Linked DNA regions of Homo sapiens: region 1 is linked to region 2. The links are chromatin loops, found by intact Hi-C in ENCODE. Cell type or tissue: PC-9. All regions are shown on one strand. Links, peaks and the distances in the headings refer to the core of each region. The heading gives the core; the rest is flanking DNA.

What was found. Peaks named below come from ENCODE experiments on the same cell type or tissue, not always from the same donor. Only the 100,000 strongest peaks of a DNase experiment are listed, where the experiment ranks them.
Region 1: it touches region 2 in a loop (6-fold over the local background); 21 of 110 quality-filtered maps call a loop at or near these places.

The regions. Positions count from the first base shown.
Region 1 is chr11:122,659,080-122,664,450 of GRCh38, forward strand. All of the region lies in intron 1 of UBASH3B (ubiquitin associated and SH3 domain containing B), which reads left to right. Among named protein-coding and RNA genes, the nearest start is that of UBASH3B, 6.0 kb to the left of the region's middle. In PC-9, for the core only: no CTCF peak of the experiment used is centred there; a DNase peak (open chromatin) is centred at 2,662; H3K4me3 peaks cover 2,215 bases; H3K27ac peaks cover 4,055 bases.
Region 2 is chr11:122,778,708-122,784,078 of GRCh38, forward strand. It overlaps UBASH3B (ubiquitin associated and SH3 domain containing B), which reads left to right. Exons shown (of 14, transcript NM_032873.5): 4 at 790-988; 5 at 4,346-4,515. Among named protein-coding and RNA genes, the nearest start is that of CRTAM, 57 kb to the right of the region's middle. In PC-9, for the core only: CTCF peaks have their summits at 2,917 (motif pointing left) and 3,116; DNase peaks (open chromatin) are centred at 544 and 2,854; H3K27ac peaks cover 1,532 bases.

The sequences.
Region 1 (5,371 bases), core at 280-5,279, 120 kb before region 2:
GTGTCCAATCTTCCTTGGCATGTCTCTTATAAGGATACATGTGGTTGTACTTAGGGCCCACTTGGATAATCCAGAGTAATCTCCCCATCTCAAGATCATTATCTGCAAAGTCCTTTAAAAAAAAATGTATAAGGCGGCATTCACAGCTTCTAGGGATTAGGATGTGGGTGTCTTTTGGGGGATCATTATTTAGCCTATCACAGCTATTATTATATTACTACTAGCACTGCCCCTCTTTACCAAAGAGGTAACAAGAGCAGGCCTGGAGAGAGGGAGGTTGGGTTTGCTGCTCTTTTTCTTAAATTCTCTGCCTGGAAGGGAGTGAAGGTCCTGGAGGTCACCTGATCTAGTTGGACTCCTTGCCCAGGCTTGCTTCCCTCCTCTACTTCAACCCAGAAAGGCTGATGTGGTCGGCCTTCCCCCCAGTAACTTAGACCAGTATGAAGAGGGGCCCTCGGAGGCTTCAGAGAACAGGCATTTAACTTCATTTTTGAGAGTTGAGAAGAAAGAGCAAGGGCATCGGGCTTAGCTCATCAGAAGCTTCTCTCTTGAGCTTTATGCCTGGAGGGCTGAGCATAATGAAAATCCAAAGCCCCAAAGAGCAGTGATGGTCTCCTGGGTCTAGAAGACTTGGATGTGATGCTTTAAGAAGGGGTAAGATGGTTGTCTCAAACCTGGCCCTTTTGACAGACTGACATTAGCCAGGGCTGACAGCTCTAGGCCCTTTTGACAGAGTGACAGCAGCCAGGGCTGACAGCTCTAGTTTCCCCTATGGGTGTAACTGGGTCTGGTGGTGTGCGGCACCAAGAAGGGGCACTCAGGCCAGGCTCTTGGTGGGCTGGCAGAGAGGGTTGAGGCCAGCAAGGCTGGATCCCACCCAGCCCGTGCTGGGCTGCACTGTGCTGTGGTCTTGCAAAAGTCACTTAGTCCCCTCAGGGCCATGCTGTTGCCCTCTGAGGGGAACGCAATTAATGACTGCATGCTTGTTAAGTGCTTGACAGAGCTAAGAGGACCAGAGGGCTGCAGGGCTGGCTCAAGCAGGGTGACCTCAGGGTGTGCTCTCTCTAGCTCATTACTCCCTGGAGCTGGGCTAGGTTTTTTCCATTCCACTATATGAACTTCAGTCCAACTTAGACACTGCTATAGGAGAATTTGCCTCATGGAGGACTGAGAAGTGGCGATTTCACGGTGTGTGTGTGCGTGTGCGCTCGTGTGCAAGTCCAAGTTAAGGAGGTGTTCGGGAGGCATCAGGAAGGAAACCTTTCAAAGGTCAAAATGGCCAATCGCTTCCTTTTTTCTATGCCCACTAGCACTTCCCTGTTTTAAGGGTTCTAAAAATAAGGGTCCAGCTTCCTTGAGGCTAGTGAGGTTGGTTGGAAGGAAAAGAAAGAATGTATTGGGGGCAAAGACCTGAGGAAGAGGAGACCTCACAGGCCAGGAGAGGGTCTGAGCCTAACACCGGAGAAGATGGGACAGGACTCAGATCAGAGCCATCACTTTGCACAGCCAGATCCGATGTCAGAGCACTGTCATCCCCCTGCTGACCTCTGGTTTCTGGGGAGACAGGCTCTCATCTCTTCTGTAGCTTGGGGCTGATGCTGGGCCTTGGAGCAAGTCACTGAATAATTGAATTGGAGGAATCCTTGCTGATACAACCCTGATGAGTTTTTTTATTATTTTTATTTTTTGAGGCTGCTGGTGGCTAGAACTTTGTCTACAACAAATGGCTTTTTAATGTTTCCAGTGATTAAGAGATAATAGTCTTGGGAAGGACACTGTGGCAGGGATCAAAGGTCCTAAGGTCTGGTCTAGCTTCTGAATGATATCTGCACCTTTTAGGTCTTCTATTTAACCTCTTTTCCTTAATATCTTCACCAGCTTCTGTGCGTGGCAAGACCTGTCATGTGTCACGGGCCTTTCCAAAGACAAAATGAGATAACAGACAGAAAAGAACTTGGGAAAGTTAAAGATAGGATCAGGATGCAAGATGTGATTGGGGCATTATTGTGTTGGATTGCAAGAAGGGAGAGGAGGTGAGATGGTGGTTGAGGTGTCTGGCGAGGATTTACGTGTATTATTGGATTGTCCTTTTTTTTCTACTGAGAATATTTGAACAATGCCAAATTAAAGAGCAAGGCAGTGGCAGAAGGAAAGAGCTGGAATGAGCGCTTTTGACTTGGCTTTGGACAGTAAGCTGTGTTAGCTATGCCTCACTGCCCAAAGATAAAAGCAGCTCCAAGTTGGCTGCATGAGGAGTTGAGAAGCGGCATGTGGAGCCCATGAATTAAAGTATCTGGTTTCCCTGGCTTTTTCCAGCTTACCTGTTGGTTGACATTGGATCCTCTGAGAACACTTGGCCAACCCAACATCTCTGAAATGTAGCTGACTCTGGCGTGGGGGCTGCAGCTGCTTTCCCAGCCTTGGATAGACAGAAAGAGGAAAAACTGGAACCCACCTGGAGCTGAAGGGCTCTTATAGGTGGGCAGGGCAAGGAAGTCTCTAATCTACCTGCTGTGACTGTGCACCCACATAACACGCCCTTCTATCTGTGTTATTATACACTGTAAAAATTGCTCTTATGTGTATTAGATACCCCACAGCAGTCTTGTGAGGTAAAGCACACAACATATGCTTTGTTTTAAGATGAGACTGGAGGCTTAGAGGAGTTCAGGACGTGTCTAGAGTCACACAGTTGGTATGCAGGGACTGCATTGCCATAAGAGCCTCAGGCTAAACTGCAAGTCTCCTGAACTTTCCAGGCTACACGAGGTCCTGGTTCCAAAAAAAAAAAAAACAAAAAAAAAAATACCTTGATATGCTTTTTTTCTTTTTTTTTTTTTTTTTGAGACAGAGTTTCGTTCTTGTTGCCCAAGCTGGAGTGCAATGGCGTGATCTCAGCTCACTGCAACCTCTGCCTCCTAGGTGTCAAGTGATTCTCCTGCCTTAGCCTCCCAAGTAGCTAGGACTACAGGTATGTGCCATCATGCCCAGCTAATTTTGTATTTTTAGTAGGGACAGAGTTTTATCATGTTGGTCAGGCTGGTCTCGAACTCCTGACCTCAAGTGATCATCCCGCCTTGGCCTCCCAAAGTGCTGGGATTACAGGTGGGAGCCACCCTGCCCGGCCAGCCGATGTGCTTTTTTTAAAAAAACTTTTTTGAGTTATAACTCATGTACAATCAGCTAACCCTATTTAAAGATTGATACATTTTGACAACTGTACCTGTGTGATTACCTGCTACAAGACACAGTACGTTCACTGCCCCTAAAAGTTTCGTTTGTACCCCTTTGTGGTTAGTCCTCTCTCAACCCCCAACCCTGAGCAGCCACCAGTCGCTTTTTCTTTTCTTTTCTTTTTTTTTTTTTTGAGACAGTTTCACTCTTGTTGCCCAGGCAGGAGTGCAATGCTGCGATCTCAGCTCACTGCATGCAACCTCCGCCTCCCAGGTTCAAGTGATTCTCCTGCCTCAGCCTCCCAAGTAGCTGGGATTACAGGCATGCACCATCACGCCTGGCTAATTTTGTATTTTTAGTTGAGACAGGGTTTCTCCATGTTGGTCAGGCTGGTCTCGAACTCCTGACCTCAGGTGATCCGCCCGCCTCGGCCTCCCAAAGTGCTGGGATTACAGGCATGAGACACCACGCCCAGCCCAGTTGCTTTCTTTCACTGTACATTAGTTTGCATTTCCTAGATTTGCATGTAGGTCATACAGTGCATACCCTTGTACTTGGCTTCTTTCCTTCAGCATATTTTTTAGACTCATCCTGCATGTATCAATAGTTTATCTCTTTTAATTGCTGAGTAGACCTTCAGGTATTTGGATGTGCTAGTAGGGTAATTATAACCCCTTGCACACAGCTTCTATGAAAATTCCCTCTTACGCGCTAATGTCTTTTTTTTTTTTTTTTTTTTTTGAGATGGAGTCTCGCTCTGTTTCCCAGGCTGGAGTGCAGTGGCACAATCCCGGCTCACTGCAACCTCCGCCTCCCGTGTTCAAGCAATTCTCCTGCCTCAGCCTCCTGAGTTACTGGGACTACAGGCACATGCCGCCATGCCCAGCTAATTTTTTGTATTTTAATAGAGACATGATTTCACCATGTTGCCCAGGCTAGTCTCGAATTCCTGAGCTCAGGCAATCCGCCTGCTTTGGTCTCCCAAAGTGCTGGGATTACAGGCATAAGCCACCGCGCCTGGCCTTACGCCAGAATTTCTAATAATACCTTAAGTTTTTAGACCATGTTCGAGCTTACAAAGCAGAGTCACATACATAATCACTATTAAGTCTCAGACATTGATAATTTAATGAGGAAACTGAGGTTTGGAAGATTAAGTACTACAGAGATTGAAGAGTATCCTGCCTCACTGTTCTATCCTGTGGCTTTGATCACCACCTGCTCCCCACCCTCAGCTGCCTCAAAGTCCAGCTCCCTTTCAGGGAGTGGACAGTCATTCGCAGAGCTAAAGGCGTTGCTTTTCAGAGAGGCAGCCAACCTAGGGAATCCTGTGTCTCCCGCCAGCTTTGCTCCAGCTGATGATGATGTGGTGGTACTATCACTGCCTCCCCAATCCCAGCCGGCATAAGCCTGTGTAAGGGTATCTCCTTTCTTGGCCATCCAGAAGCTGAAGAGACCCCATCATTATCTGCCCCATCCATCCTGCCCTGATAGACAGAAGTCTGAACTTGTGGCAGCCTGGCTTTGAATTCCAGCTCTGCCTCTTACCAGCTGAGGGACTGACCTTGGGCAAGTTGCTGAACATGCTAAGCCTCAATTTTCCTGTCTGTACAATGCAGACAATAACAGCACTTGTCTTGAAGGACCTTTGTGAGAGAAGGGTGCCAAACCACGCAAACAGCTGGAGAGCGCCTGGCATTGGGCACACCCTCAGAAATGAGGTCGGTATTAGTGCTACTCAAGTGGTGATGTTACTCCACATGGCTCCCTCTGTGGTTTGGTTCCTTGGTCGCCTTCCACTTTTATGGTTCTCTGTTCCTCACTGAGCTTTGGGTATAAGGCTGTAAGATAGGGCAGAGGCCAGTGGATGCTTTCTCCCTGATAACTGCATTCTGCTCTCTGTGCTTCTCTCTCTAGAGTGCCCAGAGGGGTGCGGGGCCTGAGAAAAAGCAGACCCAGGGCAGAGAGAGCACCACCCAAGCTGCTGACTATAATAAATGGCAGGGGCTGGGGACTGGAAGGGGTACCATATGGTTGTCTTCTGATTACTTTCAAATGGAATCAGACTCAAGCCTAAGAGAGAGAGTGGGGAGAAAAAACCACACTCAAGAATGGATCCTCTCTGCAGGGTGACAGACTCAGCCAAGCAGAATGCAGAGCCATTGCCAGAAGAATGAGATGACTATGATCCTCATTG
Region 2 (5,371 bases), core at 219-5,218:
GATTCTCCTGCCTCAGCCTCCCAAGTAGCTGGGATTATAGGCGTCCGCCACCATGTCTGGCTAATTTTTGTATTTTTAGTAGAGATGGGGTTTCACTATGTTGGTCAGGCTGGTCTCAAACTCCAGTCCTCAAGTGATCTGCCCGCCTCAGCCTCCCAAAGTGCTGGGATTACAGGCATGAGCCACTGCGCCCAGCCTGATTTTTTTCTAATTGATAAAAATTATATACATTTATGGCGTATAACATGATGGTTGAATATATGTATGCATTGTGGAGTGCCTAAATCAAGCTAATTGTACATGCATTACCTCGCATGCTTATCAGGCATTTGTGGTGAGAACACTTAAACTCTACTCTCTTAGTAATTTTCAAGCATATAATATGTTATGATGAACTATAGTCACTGTGCTGTACAATAGGTCTCTTGAACTTATTTCTCCTAAGTGAAGTTTTACGTCCTTTGACCAATATCTCCCCAATCTCGCTCCCCTTTCTTGCTTTCGGCTCAACCAGTCCTGCAGCATTTTGGCTGGGTTCACGGGGGCCACTTCACAGCAAGGAAAGGAGGGAAGAGGTCATGTGTTCCCCACATTAATCCACCAGTTGGGTAATCTGTGTCTGAATAATTGGAAGTCTGCAGTTCCTCTCTCCCCACAGACAGGGGTAGTGGTTAAGTAATTGCATTATCAGCCTCCTCCAGTCTCTGGGGAGAGGATGCCAATGTTAAGTAGCAGCAGACTTCCATCTCCCCTTGTCTCTGAGTGAAGACTGCCTGTTTTCCCTGCCAGTGCGAGGACAGCAAGGTGGATGCCCTGGGGGAAGCCCTGCAGACCACGGTCAGTCGCTGGAAATGTAAGTTCTCGGCCCCGCTGCCCCTGGAGCTCTATACGTCGTCCAACTTCATCGGCCTCTTTGTAAAGGAAGACAGTGCGGAGGTCCTCAAGAAGTTTGCTGCTGACTTTGCTGCAGAGGCTGCATCCAAAACCGGTGAGCAAACAGCTGCCAGGCCAGCCCTGGGCCCTGTCAATCAAAGAGTTGGAAAGGAAAAAGGATAGGAAATAGTGGTAGAGGAGCAGGATGGGGTCAGGAGGTGGAGGACCCTGCAGGAATGGACGTGTGACAAAAAAACAGCCTTTTCCTGCAGCACCCCACGTCTTGCTCCCTTGTAAAAACGTTCAACCCCTCTTCTGCTGACCTGGAGAGACCGTCTAAGGCTTATTCCCTAACACCCAAGTTGAAGTTTCACAAATGACTTCCATACTGAACTAGAAATGTATTTCTTTGTAGCACCACCATCTCCTCCTAATTCAGAATTAAAGAAACATCCTTTCTCCCTCCCAAGCTCCCGCCCATGTAGGTGTTTATCTGGGTCTCATTGTTCACTCCATGACAATCCAGATCTTTTCTCAGTGGGTAGCAGAGGATAGAGAGAAGAGTGGAAGCACTTCGTATTATATCACAATAAAATCCACTGAACCAATACCCTTCAACTTGCTGAAAACCATTAGACAGGACCCCAAGCCCCAAGAGTCTGTCTAAAAATGTAACCCCTTCCAAATGTCTCCTGCTCTTCTCATGGGAGCTCTTAGTTCAGGACACCTGAGATTTCCTGTCAAAGGAATTAGCTTAAGGGGGTGCTCAAGGCAGGAGACACGATGGAGGTGAAAAGAGGGAGAAGTTTGCAAAGCTCTCCTGTCTGACTACAGGTGTGGACAAGCTCACTTAGCTCAATGACAGCAGGGAAACAGACAGACAATCTGGTGGGGGGAGAGCCTCTTGGCTCGCTCCAGCATGAAATCACAATTGGCAGGTACTTACTGGTCACCTACTATGAGGATTTCTCCTACATGAGGAGTGCTACAGGGAAGAGAACAAGAAGTGGTTTCTCCCGGCCAGGCCCTGTGTAACATCAGCTCTGAAAAGAGAAAGGGGTGGTTCTACCTTCACGGAAGGAAGGAAACTTGCCCTGGGACGATGTTGATCAGGACAATGGAGGAAAGGCCTGCAGGCGGGCGGGTGGCAGGAGCACAGGCAGGCAGGCATGAGATGGTGTGAGCAGAGGACAGTGGGGAGGCTGCCCTGACCAGAGTGGATGGTGCAGGATGCACAGTGGAAGCCGAGTGCTGAGTGCAAAGCTGGAGGAGACGTACAATTCCCCTACCCCTAATTTTAGGGAGTGCCAGAGAGGGGGAAGACCTGAGCAAGGCCGCAGTTTGCTCCTTAGCCTTTTGGCCTTTGGCCTATCCCTCACCTGCCATTGTTCCCTGCTGCTATTTTCATCACCATCTCAGGCCCTTTGTTCCATATTCCTCTTTACCAGAAAAGCACCACACAGGACTTGGGACCTATGAGTGGGATCGGGGCTCAGTATCACTGCAGGATCACAGTGCTCTCGGAAGGAACACAAGGACCTTAAGACCCCTCTGTACCTGGGGAGGGGTCCTCTTTAGACTTTGCAACCCCCACCCCCACCTCTTCCTCTCCCTCAGCGACGGGACTAGTCTCCGGGTCCTGACTTCAGTGAAGCCTGACATTTCATAGGAGCTTAATATTTCAGAGAAAGAGCATAACTGAGAGGCAAATTATTTCCTGCTCTTATCCCTCAATCTCAAGGAAATGGCTTTCTCTCATCCCACAGTAGTTATTGTCAGAACCACTAAATCCCCACAAGGACCAAAACTAATGTCAAAGCCGCAAAACCCAAATCCTTCACAAATGAGAAAAGCAAGCCTCAGCCAGGGCCGCACAGATTCTTGGAGTGCATACTGAGTGAGCAGCAGTCGAAGCCCCAGCTTTCCCTGTGGGACGCGGGTGGAGCCAATTCCTCTCCAAGATCCTGCTGTCATGAAGAACTTGGCCGGCTTCGTTTCTCTGCTGTTGTGTGGCCCCCTGGTGGGGATGTGGAGAACTGGATGACCCTGCGCAGCTTAGCTGGTCCCGCTCCTTATTACCCAGCATGGGAAGCCGGCCACCATGTCTTTGCCCTGGAACTTGGTATTCTCCAGTTGTTGGCAGGACCAGATATCATCAAGTAGATTTAGTGTCTTCCTCCATTTGAAGTGGTCAAGGGAGATTCATTCATGTGCATTTATTCATTTAACAAGTACTGAAAACCTGCATGATATGCTGAGTAAGGATACAGTGTAAGCGAGAGACAAAAACCTTGTTTCATGGGGCTTACACCAAAGAAAGGCAATGCAGTATAAAAGAAAAAGTACTTAAAACCGAAATGCTCAATTTCTAGTTCTATCTTGGGCCACTAATTCTCTGTGTGACTTGACCAAGTTCCTTAAATTCTCAAATTCCCTAATTTCTTCTAGTTGCAACTTCTTCATTATTCTAGTTTGTACAGTAGATGATTCTCCCTCATTGTAAATACAAAAGAGGCCAGGCATGGTGGTTCACACCTGTAGTCCCAGCTACTCAGGAAGCTGAGGTGGGAGCATCACTTGAGCCCAGGAGGTGGAGGCTGTGGTGAGCTATGATCATGCCACTTAACTCTAGCCTGGGCAACAGAGAAAGACCCTGTCTCAAAAAAAAAAAAAAGTACCAGAGAGAGAAAAAAAAGCCATTCCCTCCTATAGGTAGGGTTGTTTTGTTTTGTCTCTTGGGATATCTTAGAATAACAGTCTGTATACTTTAAACCAGTATGTCTCAACTAAGGGTGATTTTGTCTCCCAGGGTACATTTGGCAATGTCTGAGGTCATTTTCAATTGTTACAGCTTGGAGAGTGCTGCTGACGTCTTGTGGGTAGAGGCCAGGGATGCTGCGAAACACCCCATCATGCACAGGACAGCCACCCCCCCCAAAAAATAATTATTCAACCCAAAATGCTGTTGAGAGAAACCCTGCATTAAACTTTGAAAATATCCATCTTTTCCCCTCATTTCTCCATCAATCTCACCCAGAAGCTAAGACACGTGATTCCAAAATGAAGGGAATAGAGCTTTGGGAGTCACGCAGCTATAAAACATGCTTTGTATTTCTACACAAATTATTTCATCACTGTAGGTCATAGTGCCCTCTTCTGAAAGGTGGGGCTGGTGACCACCAACTGGAATGTTGTGAGAAGGACTTAACTAAAAGGACTGCCCTCAGCTGACCCGCAGCTCCTAGAGGAAAGCCGTATGGTGGCTATCTCTTGAACAGTGGCTTGATTCGGAATCTCTTGCCATCCCCTTACCCCCTTATTCTACTGCTGTGAAGGAGAGAAACGTCTTTTGTCTTCTTTGTTATGTGGGAAGCAGAATTTCTCAGGGTACCTTTCTATGCCTTTCCTTAAGTCTTCACCATTGCTATCATCACCACCTTTTAATTACTGACCTTTTTCTTCCTTTTTCCAGAAGTGCATGTGGAACCTCATAAGAAGCAGCTACATGTGACCCTGGCTTACCACTTCCAAGCCAGCCACCTACCCACCCTAGAGAAACTGGCCCAGAACATTGACGTCAAGCTAGGGTGTGACTGGGTGGCTACCATATTTTCTCGGGATATCCGATTTGCTAACCATGAGGTAATGTCTCACTGTGGTTCCAGAAGCTACCAGGTGCAGGGATGCAATCAGAATCAGCAGCTCGCTGCTGCAGGGAGATGGGTACCTACAGGGGAAAAATGGAGCAAGCACCTAACAGAGAGTCCGTTGGCTCAGGATTGTGTCCAGCCTCTGCTTGCCTCACTGGGAGGCTTCCAGCTTGCCTCCCTCCTCTCTGGGTCACAAGTGGTTCATCTGGGTAACATCCCCCTAGTTCTGTCTCCCCTGCCAATCCAACTCCAGCAAAAAAGAAATGAAATGGGAGAGAATAAATAAAAAATATATTGGAAAATTTTTAATATTATATAAATTTATGGTGTTAATGGAAGACATCATTTTGACCTTAGGTGAGTTGAAGAACATATAAATACCAAAGAAAACAAAACAAAAAACAAAAACACTTGCAAAGACATAATCAACAGATATTTGCTGTGTATCTGTATCATGCAAAGTACCATGGAGCATACTGGAATTTTTAAATGTTGTCCTGTCCTCAAGGAGCTTTGAGAACAGACACACATGAAAAGAAAACTCAAGTCACCTCTTGTGAGAGTTTCTGCACATCCCAGTGGGAGGCCTGAGTGAGAAAACTGAATTCCATCACAAGAAGAAAGATTGGTACACCCCTAGCACCCTTCCTTTGAGGGAATCAACATTGCCTTCTAGACAAGTATGTGACATCTTGGAAGCATAATATTGCCTTTTTTTTTTTTTTTTAAATGGAGTTTCATTCCTTGTTGCCCAGGCTGGAGTGCAATGGCACGATCTTGGCTCACTGCAACCCCTGCCCCTGGGGTTCAAGCGATTCTCCTGCCTCAGCCTCCCTAGTAGCTGGGAT